2 separate regions of the Mus musculus genome follow, and region 1 is linked to region 2. Evidence: chromatin contacts called from ENCODE Hi-C or POLR2A ChIA-PET data. All regions are on one chromosome and are shown on one strand. The core of a region is the stretch at or near the end of the contact, and the rest is flanking DNA. Distances in the headings are between cores, read along the strand shown.

Evidence for each region. A loop is a pair of places that touch in the nucleus more often than their neighbours do. ChIA-PET counts read pairs that join two places held with the same protein, here RNA polymerase II (POLR2A).
Region 1: a map of mouse trophoblast stem cell shows a loop between it and region 2 (2.0-fold over the local background). The contact joins the promoter of Tspan17 here to the promoter of Unc5a in region 2. A Hi-C loop is called at or near these places in 14 of 37 maps with a recorded cell type or tissue (CH12.LX, CH12F3, adrenal gland and 5 more). POLR2A ChIA-PET finds 5 or more read pairs at or near these places in 2 of 5 experiments (both embryonic stem cell).

Annotation. Positions count from the first base shown.
Region 1 is chr13:54,787,786-54,794,828 of GRCm38, forward strand. Tspan17 (tetraspanin 17) reads left to right here and starts at 1,620. Exons shown (of 8, transcript NM_028841.3): 1 at 1,620-1,896; 2 at 4,824-4,874; 3 at 4,955-5,101; 4 at 5,410-5,580. The coding sequence starts at 1,810. Eif4e1b (eukaryotic translation initiation factor 4E family member 1B) reads left to right here. Exons shown (of 7, transcript NM_001033269.3): 7 at 1-674.
Region 2 is chr13:54,945,891-54,953,674 of GRCm38, forward strand. It overlaps Unc5a (unc-5 netrin receptor A), which reads left to right and starts at 3,521. Exons shown (of 16, transcript NM_153131.4): 1 at 3,521-3,841. The coding sequence starts at 3,772. Gm31313 (a long non-coding RNA gene) reads right to left here and starts at 345. Exons shown (of 4, transcript XR_873485.2): 1 at 59-345.

The DNA of each region.
Region 1 (7,043 bases), core at 370-2,869, 160 kb before region 2:
CTGGCACAACCCTGCCAAACAAGGACAGGAGACTCCTGAGGCAGGCTCTTCTGTCTTGGGAGGATGGTTCCAGGCCACTGATATTAAGGGTTAGGAGTTCAGTTCTCTGTGAGCTTAAAGGCTGATTATGGGGTTACCCTCATCAGATCTGTAGCTTGGGTACCCATCCTAACACCTGTTCCTTCCCTGGACCAGTTGTGATTGGGTTCTCCCTCCCTCCCTCTTTCCCTCCCTCCCTCTTTCCCTCCCTCCCTCTTTCCTTCCTTCTCTCCCTCCCTCTCTCCCTCCCTCTCTCCCTCCCTCCCTCCCTGTCTCCCTGCCTCCCTCCCTCCCTCCCTCCCTCTCTCCCTCCCTCCCTCTCTCCCTCCCTCCCTCTCTCCCTCCCTCCCTCTCTCCTCCCCCCCCCCTTCAAGTATGGACTAGGTTAGAGAGGAATTTGTGTAAAGACAGGTAGGACTGGGAACTGGGAATGCCCTGCACAGCCTTCCCATCTGAAGACAGTCCTATGGATTCTGTGTGTCTCCTCCTGCTGAAATGATGGATGGATAAACCTTCATGAGTGAAGAGATTACAGTGGTAGTTAGGCTTCACCGTGGTCTTGTTAGGAGGGATTCACTTGATGCTGATGATGCTTAAGGCCCTTTCTGTATCTAAATAAACACTTCTGGAACAAACTTGGAATCTAAATATTTAAGATCAGACGTACCTAAACCTGCATCTGCTCTGTCCTGTTTTGCATCAGAAGGACTCTGGTGAATCCCAGGTATCAAGGCAGTCAAGTAGGTATGGGACAGGGCGACCATAGGAATAGGCAAAACAGAACAGGCGTGGCATGGCACGCCAGCCTGTTTGTATTCAACTACACTGTGTGTGAATGCATGGCACTGTTCATTGGTCCCACTATTCCCAACCACTTATCCCTGGGGAGTGGACTCCTCTGGTTCTTGAATCTTAGACTGGAGATCCACTGTAATTATTCACACTTGGCTCACCAGCTTTGCCAGTTGGCTCATCTGGGGCCTCTGGAGGACTTGGGGAACTTGAGAGAAGCTAACTGGAGGACGGACTTAGAGAGGAGACGGGGACTCTTCAGAGGTGGGGGTTGCAAGGGGTTGAGTGTGACTGGGGTGTAGCCAAAGCCTGGCCCAGAGGCAGGGTCTTGGGGAGAAGTGAGACCTGTGGACCATAAAAAAAAAAAAAAGACGGATGTCTTGGGCGTGGCTCCAAGAAGGCCGACTGTGGCTCAGAACTGAGGCTGAGTAGGGCGGAGCTCCAGGAGGACTGAGGCCGGTTGGAGGCGGGGTTTGGGGCTCATCAGAGGCGGGACCCGGTTTAGAGGCGGAGCTCGAGAACAGAAGTTAGCTAGGGCAGAGCCTTGGGCGGGGCGTAGGCGGGACTGCGGGAGGACAGCGGCTAGGCATGGGCGGAGCCTGAGAGGATTAAGCCCGGCTGGGGGCGGAGTCGTGGTTATGGGCGGGGCCCGTGAGGACTGAACTTGACTGGGACGGGGTCGTGGGCGGGGCTCCAAGAAGACCGAGCCTTGCTGGGGCGGGGTGTGGACTGACACTGTGGGCGGGGCCGGAGCGCTGTTGGAGGGCGGGGTCGGATGAGGGCACCGCACTCCGGGTGTGGCTGTCCGAGCGCCGTGGGCGGTGCCACAGCGGGCGGGGCAGCCGGTGAGCTGTGTGGCTTTGACCATGAAGCCGCAGCCACCGGGCTAGGCCCGGGGCTGCTCCAGGCCTGGGCGGCCCGCAGAGGGCTGGGCCGGTCACCGGCTCGGGTTCCCGGGACGGCAGGTGGCCGCTCACCATGCCCGGCAAGCACCAGCAATTCCAGGACCCTGAGGTCGGCTGCTGCGGGAAATACTTCCTGTTTGGCTTCAACATTGTCTTCTGGGTGAGCGCGAGTCCGCTTCTCGCTCTGCGCTGAGGATAGGGGTTAGGGAGTCTCAGTTGCTGGTGAGGGAGATCCCGTCTCAGGAGCTTGCGACCAGGGACTGTCCCCCACCCCCTCCACCCCGATGCCCCGTCCCCAACTATTCTGGGGAGCTACTGGGATAGCTGGGGGGCGGGACCCAGTCCCAGCAGGAGGTGCTGGGAGTCTCTCTTTGCAGCCCCAAGTTTGGGCGAAAAAGGGGGCGGCGTTTGCCGGAAGACTGCAGGGGCGCGGTAGTTGCGGACCAGCCCCGCCCCGCCTCCCGGCCACTCCAGCTCCCAGCATGGTGCGGTGAGGTTCGCGAGGCTGGGTCCTAGCCCCGAGTCTACCCTACAGACGCTCAGAAGCTTGTGAGCCAGGAGGTTAGGAGAGAGGAAAGCCAAGGCCTCTGCCTCTGCAGGGAGAGGAGCTCCAGTTGAGAACAGGGAACTGTCCCTTGGGAACAGAATTCAGCATTCCATAGCTGACCAAACAAACAGAGGCTTCCTTCTGTGTGGCATCTGTGTCCTGGTCCTGCCAAGTCATCTTTCTCTTCTCCCTCCCCCATCCTATCGCCAAAGCCGGGCTGTGCTTGCTGTCCTTTATGCCAGGCCTTTCCCACTTGCATTCAGCAGGATTCAGCGGCTCTGTTCTCCACCCACGAGCCGTCGGGTTTGCCCTGTGGTGGGTGTCCTTGGATGTCAGCAGTCTTCTGTTCTGTAGGGTGTGGGCAGCTACAGGGAGCGCTGGCCTGGAAGTCAAAGGGCCTGAGTGTAGCAGGCCTTGTCCAGAGGCTTTTGGGCGAGCCTCTTTGCTCTCTGGGCTTTAGCTTTCCAGCCTTGGAGGAGCCAGTATTGGAGTTTATCCTTCTGGGTTGTTAGATTAAACGAGAGTTTTTTGTTGTTGAGACAGGGTCTCACTCTAGCCCATTCTGGCTTGCAATTTGCTGCAGTTTTCCTGTCTGAGTTTCTTGGGTGCTGGGATTACAGGTGTGAGCCATCACACCCAGCTTAGTAACACATGAATTCTGATGAGGCACATTCTCCCGACTGCCTTATTATTATCTGTAGTTTACAGATAGGGGACTGAATGAATAGACGGTAAGAGCTTAAATTATTTGTCTCGAGAAACATGATTATCAGTGGGTGGAGGGAAGGAAGAGAGGCTAAGTAACTCTGGGGGTAGGGGGATGAAAGTCCCAGCTTTGTTCCTGGGCAAGGGTGGGGCGCCTGGGCAGGGGAGTAAAGATGGACAGAACATTAAGGTCCTATGCTTGGGTGGCATGGGGGCAGGCAGGGTTTTAAAGCAGAGTTGGATCAGTTCTCGTTGGCTGTAGGTGTATGAAAAGGTGACAGAGCATCTGGAGATGGGAAGGAATCTGGGACCTTGGGTTCCTGATGTCCCATCTCCCAAATGTGGGATTATAGGTCTGTGCCTCTCTGTCCAGCTCTACGTATGCCATCTGGACACCACCTAGGTGTCGTCTGGGCAGCCTGTTCTCCCGATGGCACCTTAATCTTTCTCATTGTCTAGCCTCAGTTCCTTGCTTGGAGAGCCCTGATGGTCAAGGCAAGCCACCCTCTTATCTCTGACCCCTAGCAGCTCATTTGAGGAAGGCACACCATCAGAGAGAGTAGAGAGTAGAGAGAGAGACTACTAGTACCCCACCCCCACCCACCCTTTCCTTCCCTGGTGCTGGGTTCTGTCCCCTACTGTATCCTCCCTGAAAATGGCTTCTCTGTGCTGGCTCTGGGGGCTTACCCCAAGCATCATGTCGCCTGTCTCATCCCGTCTGATTCATCTCATCTTTGGACAAGAGACCAGCTAATGTTTTGTTTTCCCCAAACCCCTCCTTGTTCAACCTAGCCTCATTCCTCCTCCTGCTGCTTTGACAAATGTCCCAGCCTCCTGATCAGCCTCTCTCTGCCTCTTCTGTGCTCTTCACCCCGGGTTTAGCCTCTTACCTAGTTCCTCTCCACAGTTATTTCAGCTTTCCGGGACCCTGACATCTCCCTGGCTCCAGACACGCACGTCTACACCCCACCCTCACCTGTTTCAGACACCTCAGTGCCCTAGCACTGTTAGCCCTGTGAGCACACTAGAGGACAGGCTAGCCCTGCTCTCTGCCCTCTCTGCCCCTGCATAGAGGAAATACCGAGCAAATAAACAGATGCCTAAGTGTCTGGAGAGGGCGGTGGGCAGCTGGGGTTTGAGTGGCAAGGAGAACCAAGAGGGTGAAGAGTTCCAGACAGAGCATCCAGAAAAGGCAAAGATCCCATGGCCATCACTTGCTACCTAGTGAGGTCAACCTTGACTACTGCGATGAGACCCTATCTCAAGAAGCCAAAATAAGGGCTAGAGAGATGGCTGGGGGCGGGTTAAGAGCACTAACTGTTCTTCCAGAGGTCCTGAGTTCAATTCCCAGCATCCACATGGTGGCTCACAACCATCTGGAATGGGATCCAATGCCCTCTTCTGGTGTGTCTGAAGACAGTCACAGGGTACTCATATACATTAAATAAATCTTTAAAAAAAAAAAAAAAGCCAAAACAAAGGTACAAGCATGCTTGAGGCCAGATGTTTTCTGAGCCAGACTGGGGCCTCTCTGAATTTTCCTCCGTGTTGAGAGAGTCCTCAGAGACTCCAGGAAGAGTCTGCTGTCCAGCCTGAGGCTTGAGGTAGCTTCTGTTCCTGCGGGAAAGACGCCCTGAACAGTGTCCTTGCTTGATGCACTACCAAGTCCCATGCACAGCTTTGGGAGTGGGGGCGGGGCTAAGTCCCATTCACAGCTTTGGGGATGGGGTGGGGGTGGGGCATGTCTCTCAGCTTTCTGATGGCCAAGGATGGATCAAGGGTGGTCAAGAGCCCTGGTGCTGGGTCCCAGCCCTGAACTCTCCCTGCTGTTGTAGGTGCTGGGAGCCCTGTTCCTGGCCATTGGCCTCTGGGCCTGGGGTGAGAAGGTAAGAGGGAGGGGCTGCCCAGGGGGGAGGGGGAGGGGGAGGGGTGTCACTCCCTCACACTTGTCTGCTCCCCGGTGCAGGGCGTTCTCTCCAACATCTCGGCGCTGACAGATCTGGGCGGTCTTGACCCCGTGTGGCTGTTTGTGGTGGTGGGGGGAGTCATGTCAGTGTTGGGCTTCGCCGGCTGCATTGGGGCCCTCCGGGAAAACACCTTCCTGCTCAAGTTCGTGAGTCTTTCTCTAAGTCTCTCTCTACCCCAGATCCACCAGAGACTCCTAACCTCTTTCCGTTCAGTTTTTGCCTAGTCAGGGTGACCAGACAAGGAACAGGTAAAACCGCGCTGTCTTTTAGCAACAGAACAAGGTGCTAAGGGGCAGGGAGCAAGCTCAGTGGTAGCCTAGCAGGGCCGGTAGGGGGCAGCACTTGAGTAATAGAGGGTGGAGCCTGAAGCCTGTGGCAGAGGTAGTGGGAGCGCTTCCCTGTCCACAGAAGTCACGCCTCTTCAATGCCCATCATCTGTGTGCCCCCAACCCAGTTCTCTGTGTTCCTCGGCCTCATCTTCTTCCTGGAGCTGGCCGCGGGGATCCTGGCCTTCGTCTTCAAGGATTGGATCCGAGACCAACTTAATCTCTTCATCAACAACAATGTCAAAGCCTACCGGGATGATCTCGACCTTCAGAACCTTATCGACTTTGCTCAGGAATACGTGAGTGTGGGCCTCATGCGTGTGACCCCTGATGGACACACGAGAGAGGGAGCAAGTTCTGTGTGTGCACGGACCGTTTCCTAACCCACCCAGGCCAGCGGATGCCAGGGAAGGAACCTTTGAGAGACCCTGACCCAGGAGAAGCCAGCTGCTGCTTATTCCGCAGGCTTCCTTGTGCCTAGTCCTAGAGAGACACAGGCTTGTGAAACTGTGGCCAGAGGAGGAAATGGAGTATACAGTGCAGGTCTCTCTTTCTATTCAGTCTGCGCCCAGAGTATCTGCCAGGGCTATGTTGCTGATGCCCCTTGACTGTGTGTGTGTGTGTGTGTGTGTGTGTGTGTGTGTGTGTACCTAGTGCTCAAAGAAGCCAGAAGAGGGCACTGGATCCCTGGAATTGGAGTTACAGACAGTTGTGAGCTGCTGTGTTTGTGCTGGGACTTGAACTTGGGTCTTCAGGAAGAGCAGCCAGTGCTCTTAATGACTAATCCATCTCTCCAGCCCTAGCCTAGCTTATTTTCATCCAGCATCATGCACCATCTATAACTGCATGCTCTGTACTTAGAGCCATGGAAACCCTCTCCACCTGCACATTCCAGTCCTTGTAATCCCCCAGGGCCACCCCTTGTCACACCCAGTCACCTTCACCAAGATTTGGCCCTGGGGCTCAGCAGTACCCTGAAGCTGTGCAGGCCAGAGGCAATCCTGTCGCCTGCAGTTCCTTTCTCTATTCAGTATGGAATTGGGACAGGCCTGGCATACACCAGGCCCCGAGCCAGGTGCGGGGAGATTCAGTGTTTTAAAAATGTGCAGCCTGTTCCCTTCGTGAAGGCAGTGTGTTGGGGAGAGGATGCTGAACATATAAACTAGGGCTGGGGGAGGGGCAGCGGGATGGGGGCAGGAGGAGAGAACGTACCAGGGAGGGTGGAATTGGAGCCAGCAGGGTGGGGCAGCCTCTGAACTGTGTGACCTTGTCGCCAACGGTGAGGAGGGGTGTAAGGAACAGGACGGCTCTCCAACAGAGACAGCAGGCACTTGGCAGGTGACAGGGCAGGTGCGGGCTCAGCTGTGTCTGAGACCTGCACACACAAGCCACATGGCCAGGCGTCACGCCCCCGGCTGTGCTCATAGGGTCCGAGTCTACGACTAGAGCTGTCCCACACTCACCTGGGAGCCTTTGTAGCCTCACGGCCAGCTTTTCAGCAGCTGGCATAGTTCACTCGGGGCTCTGCCCTGTCCCAGGCTCTTGTGCCACAGACTCGGGCTTGCCATGGCCACATCTGGCAAGACTAGCAAGTGCATTCTGGGAGGCGAACTGGGGCTCCACCAGGATGCCAGCAAGCATTTGTGGAGTGGACTGGGATGGAAAGGGGGGTAGGGAGGGAAATCTGTCTGGGCTTCTTCTCCTGTCCACACAGTGAGTCTGAAATGCCTCGATCCTCGCAGGGCTTGGCCTTGCTCCTGAC
Region 2 (7,784 bases), core at 2,271-4,770:
GATAATTATGTATCTTTTTTTTTTCTAAAGCAAATGACAGAAACCCAAATGGACTTACAATCAAAACAGTGACATACTGGCTGAGAGAACAGAAGGATCCAGGGGTATTCCTAGTAGCTCCAGAAACATTTCTGGATGACACAGCACAGTCTCGGGGCTCCCTTCACGCTTGGCTTCTCTGTCCATGCCTCAGCCTCAGGCATGTCTGCTCATTCAGCCAGAGCTTCATGTCCAGACTGTGTCCATGAAGAAAGTAACTGTTTAGTTCCAACCAGAGTTCCAGAAATGAGCCTCGGTGAATGGGCTCAGACCAGTGCTCACTCTGTGCCTGTCTCGGTAGTTCATGGGATCTTGGGTGTTGATCAGCAAGATAGAAGTTCGTTCCATGTTTTGGAACTGAGCGAGTAGAGCACATGAACTCTGTGCTGAAGGGCAGAAGGGCTGGTTCTTCAAATGAAACAAAGGGTGCTTCCAGGAGACGGAAGCTGGGTTCTCAGCAGTGGGATGAGCTACAGGATAGTGGAGTCAGAAGCTGAACTAAGTGGAGTGTTGCAGCCTGCAAAGCAGTCTTGAGTGGGAGGCTCCCTGATCTGTCCCCACCTCTGCCATCTGAGCCTCCACAGCAGGAGTGACACTGGCAAAGCATCTCTCCTCTTTCTCCTGGCTTGCCTGAGTTCCACTTAGAAAGGGACAGCTGAAGTGTCTCAGTGACTTAAAGGAGCTTGCCAATGTAACCAGCAGAGGATAAAGTGTTCAAGGGAGAAAGGCAAATGGAAAAGTCTGGAACGAAGGAACAGCTTGGCTTCTAGGAAACTGGGCCTAGGCACAGCTGCAGATGTGGGATGCAGTAAGATCCCACCCCATGGACAGGCTGTGCTGCAATAAGACTCCACCCCTCCACCCCCAAAAGGACAGGCTGTACATATTACTGAGTGCTGTTCGCTAGCTTCAGGTCCACCCTGCGTACTCTCTCAGGTAGGGTCCTGGTTGTGGGTAAGAGTAGCAGGTCCTCTTTCAGGCCAAGCCACTGTTTACTGTCAGGTGTTTCTCTAGAGTCCCTGTTTCTCTGTCTCCTTGGTAGCCTGGGCCCTTGAGTGAATATGACCAGGAACAGAAGAGCCACGATGGACAAATGAGAAATAAATCTTTGTTGATTAAAGCCACTGATACTTTGGGGACCATTTGTTACCATGACAAAACCTATTCTGACTGCTACACGGGCCTCTCTAGTCTAGATGGAAAGAGAGGGGCTAAGAACTGAGAAGAGAAGAGATTCCCCAATTCTAACCCCAAAGAAGCTTTAGGAGGAAGAAATGTATGGATCACGGGCCCAGAAATCAAACCTCCTGGGGCCCCTCTCAGCCAGCTTCGCAGTTCTGGGATAAGGCTGGTCCTTGCCTAACTCTCAGCTGCCTCATCTGTGTAAAGTGGAAATGTTGACTTAACGGGGTTTCATGTACTGCTTAGAGCAAACTACAGATGTAGGCAAGGGCATAGTACTATCCAATAAACACATTGTTACTTCCTCATGTACACCATGCCCTAATCGACAACGGCCTCCCTTCAGTGTCCAAACCCCAAGCCTTCAACATTTCTTCCACACTGTGAACCCAAATTCAGATCCAGGAGAGCACTGTAGGGGTATTAATAGAATACAGGAGAATAGCCTGGGCATACAACAACTGCTCTCACACACACACCACACACACTCACACCACATACAAAACATACACATACACACACACACACACACACTGGAGCAGCCTGTAGATCAGCTCTACTCTCTAATGTGTTTGTCTAAAAAGCTGAAGTTGGGGAGTATGATCATCTGGGTAAAAGAGGTTATAAATACACACATGTATTAAAAATCAATTTTAGGGCCACCAAGATGCCTCAGTGAATAATGGGGTTTGCTATCAAGCCTTACAACCTGGCTTTCATCCCCGAATCTCACATAAGGAGAGAAATGACAAGCTGTTTTCTGACTTCCACACAGGCACTATGCAACGCACTCACATGCACACGCACACACACGTGCACACACACACACATCTTTAAAAAAATTATTTTCCCAGACAACAGCTTCTATTGAAAATTGGTAAACAAAACCAATTGGCTCCTCCCCTCCCAACAGGCACCTAGAACAAGAGAGCCATTTCGATATGACCCTGTGCCCTGTCTCCCTGCCTGTCTGGCCCTGAGGCCCAAAATCTGTACATTCACATCTGGAGCTTTGGTTGTGAATAGAAACACACACACACACACACACACATATACATATGCAGATATACACATATACAAGAGAGCAGAATAAAGCAAAACATTTTTCATAACCTTCTCTATAAAAAGTGGGAAACAAAAGACAGACCGAGAGAGGGCCTCGTGTCTCAAGAAATATAGGAGAGCTCATATCTCTTTGTGGAAGCCAAGACCATTCTTATATCATCTGGCCTGCAGCACCAATTTATATTATCGATCGGCGCTGGAGGCGTTTGAGTGTGTGACCGTCTTCACCCTTCTCATTCTCCTCCTGGCCAGAAGTGGGACCCTCTCTTTCAGATCCCTCGCCCTGTGCACACCGAGAGCGTTTATTTTCCTTCTCTAGGGCAGCCTTCTGTTTATTTTAACCAGCTTAGGGAATGGGGGTGGGGAATAGGAGATCCTCCAGCGGTCATTCTGCTGGGATCCAGAGACGCCCCGTGACTTGCCCAAGGTCACAGAGCCAGAAGAATGTGACACTTCTATTCTACCCCAGGAGTTTGTAGCTCCCAAAACCCTTCTGGTTCCTGCATCACGCCCACGTCTCCAGCGCCGCGCGCGCTCGGGGCGCAAACAACACGACGCTCCTTACAGGCTGCGCTGCGCCCTAAGGTTGTTTCCTTTGGGCCAGCGGCGTGGAGGGATTAAGAAAGCCTGGGGCCACGCTGCTACGCTTGCCCCTGAAGCCCACCAGGCTGTCTTGGGGAGGCGGATGGTGAGACGGTGGGGGCCTGGCGGCTCCTGCGCGCCGGCTGGGCCCCGGGACCTCTCCTGCAGTCCCCCATCCAAGCCGCCCGCCAGCTGCCTACCACGGCGCGCTGACGATCTCGGAGCGCAGCCCGGAGGCAGGGGTGCAAGCAGGGACTGCAGCGGAACCTGCCTGGGGCACTCCAGAGTCGAGCTGCTCTCCGCAGGCTGGCGCTGCGCCGGGGTCGCCGCAGCCCGGGGCCCCTCCCGGGCCACCTGTGCGCCGACTGGCGGACCAGGGTGATGCCAGATCCGGAAAAGCAATCCACTCCGGGATCCAGAGTCCTGTCTCTGTCCCTGGAGACTGAGAGGGGTGGTGGGAGGCCTCCCCGCCCACTACCCCAGCTCCTCCCTGGGGGAGCCTCAGGCGTTGCCCGAAGGGATCCCCGGTGCAGGGGGTGGCCCGCGCTCGCAGCGCCGCCCGGCCCCTCCTCCCCCGCCCCGCCCCGCCTCCGCCCCGCTCCGCCGCTCCAGTCCGGATTTTGCGGCGCCCGCCGGCCCGCTCCCCGGCTGCGGGCTCCGCGCGGCGGCTGGCTCGGTGCGCGGCGCGGCTGGCGCTGCGCTCCGCCCCGGCTGCATTGCTGCGCTCCGGGTGCCCAGGGGAGCCACGCGCCGCGTGCGCCCCGCAGCCGGCCGCCCGGAGGCAGCGCTGTCCTCTGGCATGGGCCCCGGGGGCGCCCCGAGGTGGGGCTCTCGGCTGAGGCGCTGACAGCCTCTCTCCCGCCCGCGGGGCCCCTAGTCCAGCCCGCTCGTCCGCCCGCGGCCATGGCCGTCCGGCCCGGCCTGTGGCCAGCGCTCCTGGGCATAGTCCTCACTGCCTGGCTTCGTGGTTCGGGTGAGTCACGCCGCGCGCGCTCTGGGGAGGCTTGCGGGGGACCGTGCGCGCGAACGCTTAGCTCTGGGGAGGAGGTGGCCGTGACCTGCGCGGCCGACCCGTCTGGGAGCCCCCGGAGGCCAAACTTTGCTGGGCAGGACGCGGGGGCCGCCACTCGCTGCTGCGCAGCTTCCTGGTGCGCTCTCCCGGAAGCCTTGCTTCTGCCAAGTCCAGAACAGCTGTCAGCGCACGGGGCTGGCGAGTGTAGACGCCCCACGCCTCCGGGTGGGGGAAGTTTTTGCTGGTTTCACGGGCCCGGGAGAATGATGGGGGGGGGGGGGGAGCGCGACGGCAGTTTGAAATAATCCAGGAAAGACAAAAAGACAAGACTTGAAGGACTCAAGGCCATATGCTAGTGCTCAGAAAATGGGGTGTGTGTGTGGGGGGGGGGGGGGGTAAGACAGCTCTTCCAGGTAGGACTGCCCCAAACAGCCACTCACAATTTCTAGCTTGGCACCTGGCCTGTGCCCACGTCTAGAACATAGTGTCCTCCTCTGTCCCCACCACACACAGGCTTGCACACGCACACACTCAGGCGTGGAGGCATCCAACAGCCCTCAGCTCTTGCAGCCGGTAGTCAAAGCACTGGGGCCCCTGTGGTGGCCTGTGGTTCCTGGCCTCGCTGCTGGAGGTGGGAGGGGGGAAGAGGAGGGCGAAGGGGAGTTGTTTGCTGTTGGCTGTTGGTTGGCGGGCTCTGAGAACCTCTCAGAAACTCCACAGCCCTGCAGTCTCCCCGCGTGTCTTGTTGGCCACCCTAACCAGCCCCTTCATAACCTAGCCTTTTAGCCCACCTCCTTGCGTGAGAGGCCTGGGGGGGGGGGGAGGTTTTGTCTAATCTCCCAAAGCCCGCACCTAGACCGAGCTGTGGGGGTCCCTAATCTCCTGGCCCCTAAGGATTTGGCAGTGCTGAGCTTCTGGGTATTGGGAAGGGTGCCTGAGCAATTCTTGGTGCTTGATGCCCCCAGAGCCTGCTTCCCGGGAGGTGATCCCTAGGCTGGCAAGGCCAGTTTCTCCTAAGGGTGTGGATTTCTGAACTGCCAATCTAGAAAGACGAGAGCTCCGTCAAGGACCAGATGATTAAGGTCGATGGCTGGTTCCTTGAAGAGTCTCTGCGTACTGCATCCTTCACCCACCACTGCCTCGACTGCCCTCCCCATCCTGCCCCTTAAGTCCTCTACCTCGTCCCCCCTGCTCTGCCTCCTTCCCCTGTCAATGCACCCTAAATCCTCACTTTAACCAGCCCTTCTTCCTAATGGCCTCCCCTTTTAATCCTGACGAACCCTCAGATTGGGCTGCCTGCTGTTGGCTGTGTATTCATGTTGTATATGTTAGCTTTAGGGGTGTGAGTTGCAGGACTGGCCATAGTCATGAGCTGGGGGTGTCAGAGGAGGTGCTGCCAGACACTGAATGGGTCCCCAGGAAATGTTTACTGAGTTGCATGTGTGTGAGAGGGGCTGTGTGGTCAGAGCTGCATTTTGCCACGTGAGCACCTGGGTGGGAATGGTGTGGACTGACATGTGTCCTGGGTAATGGGGGCAGGGGGCACCACTGATGTGGCATGGGTAGTGCTGTCATGTGTACGGTCAGATGAGTACTAACATGCTGTATGCGTGTGGTAGTTGCATGGTACTGCACCAGTGAGCGTTACAGACAGGGGCGACAGACACTTGTAGGTGAGGGCACTAAAACCAGGAATGAAGGATTGCACTTCAAGAAGAACTGCATTGCCCATTGGCAGGACACCTGTTGGGGGCTGGCCTGAGGTTTCCCAGGGCTGACAGACAGGTGGGCATGAGTGCTTCAGAGCTACCTGGGATTAGAGCCTGTCTCGGGCATTAACTCTCTAGCCGTGAGAGGAGCTGCTGAAAGGTATGGAGGTAGGAGTGGCCCTACTTCTCAAAGAGAACACATCTCACCCTCCCCACACAGGCTCTGGGCATGTGTGGACAGATACCTAGGTAGGGCTGCCCCTGCCATGACCCTACTACATCCCTGCATCTGCTTATCAGTTCCTTGGCAACAGCAGCTGGTGAAAAATGTGTCTGTGAGTGGCTGGGGGGGGGGGGGAGAGTGGTCAACCAGGCAGTCTTGAGGGGTATGGCTGGATGTGTGTATGTGTGTGCGCTCACACGTGCAAGGTGGGGGTGGCTTAGGACTGCTGAGCCAGTGCAGACTCTGCCCACCCCCCAGGCCAAGCACCTATCTATCCTTTGTCACCCAACGTTACACACTACCACTCACAAAAGCCATCCCTCAGCACAAATGCACCTGGGCATACCCCGTCTGCGCCTGCACACACAGACACCCACCTGCCGTGACAGATTGTCCCTTTTATGCTCTGCCAGTTACACAGCCGGCCGGCACATGCAACTCCTTACCCTTCATGTCTTCTTGTCTTGGGTGCCCCCTAGACAGTACCATGGCTAGGGAGGAGAGGCAATGGGGGGTGGGGCAGGCTCTCCTGGAACGTATGAGCTGAGGGTCACCAGGCTCGAACATTGCCCTTGTCCCTCTCCCGCCCACCCCTGTTCCCGTCATTGGGGCTGCTGGACTTTCTGCCCACCTCCACTCTGGGCTGACAGGACTGTGGAGGAGGCCATCACTCTGGGGCAGAGAGCACCGTGTTCTTGCTTCTTGCACGTGGGGTAGGCTGCTGTAGATGCTTCGGGATAGAGCTGATCCTTTCCCTGGCCCATTTGTCTCTCTTACCCCCCCCCCCTTCTGCCCATGTTGCAAAAGGCTTTCTTCCAGGACGCCAGGATAAGTATTGACCTGGGTGCAAAAGCTCCAACCCAGAGGTCTGGGGACTGGGAGCAGCTACTTTTGACCCATGTCACATCCTTTTTCCTGCTTGGTGCTGCCACGAGTCTCAGGCTTGCAGGATTAAGCTATAGCTTGGGGTGCACAGCCCTTTTAGGTGAAGGCCCCAATGCTGCCACCTAGGAACCTGTTCTGTGCACACAAACGCCAGGCCCTCTCATGCCAAGCCACCAGGCTCCCATTGTCCCCTCTTCCCAGGAACCCTGTCATTGCTGCCTTCCCTCACCCCAGCCTAGAGGGGGTGGGAACTTTACTCTCTCCCTTGGCTCTCCCCTCTCCTTCACGCTTCACATCTAATCTGTCACCAAGTCATCAAGCTCAGTGTTACTTGTGACATTGCTGTGTCCCTAGCCTTCTCAGCTTCCTCCCATTCCCGTCTCCCACCTGGCTCACCATGGTGCCCCCCCCCCGCACTCATCCCCTCCTCAGCCGAAGGTCTCTGGAAGCGTAATGTGAGGCTCTCCAGGGCCCACAGGTAGAGCCTTAGCTCTGGACTGGGATGGGCATGGGGGAATGAAGGAAACACCTGATCGATGCACCCAGAGGTCGGCTGCATCGCTGGGCTTTGCCTGCTGCTGGGCTTAGCTCTAGCAGACTAGCTGTTTCCAGCTTTGCAGGATGTGGTGCCACCTGGCCTTGATAGTAGGCTCCCTGCTTGGCATCCTAGCTCCTTGGCTTTGTTCTGATCCTGGCTGGGCCACTTTATTGCTACTAGTCTTTCAATCTATCCAGCCTTGAGCTGGAGGTCTCCCCCAAAGCACCCCCAGTTCCTCCTCCACGGGGCTCAGTGATTTGCTCTGGGTAAGCTAAAGGAAGCCAGAAGCCTCTGGTCCTGAAGGTTCCTTCTCCAGTGTTTCCCCAATATAGCCATTGCCTGCAACATTGTATACCATGCTCTCTGCCCCTGAAATGCTCTGAATCACTGCCAGCCAAATGTTTAATGTTTTTCTTCCTGTTCTTGGTTGGAGTTTGGGCTTGCAGATCAGGCAGGGAGGCAGAGAGGAATTTAATCCACTTCAGCAGTGGCCCATCCTTATTCCTGACTGTGAACTTCCCCACCCTGTCAGAGTCAGGGCTGGTAAGG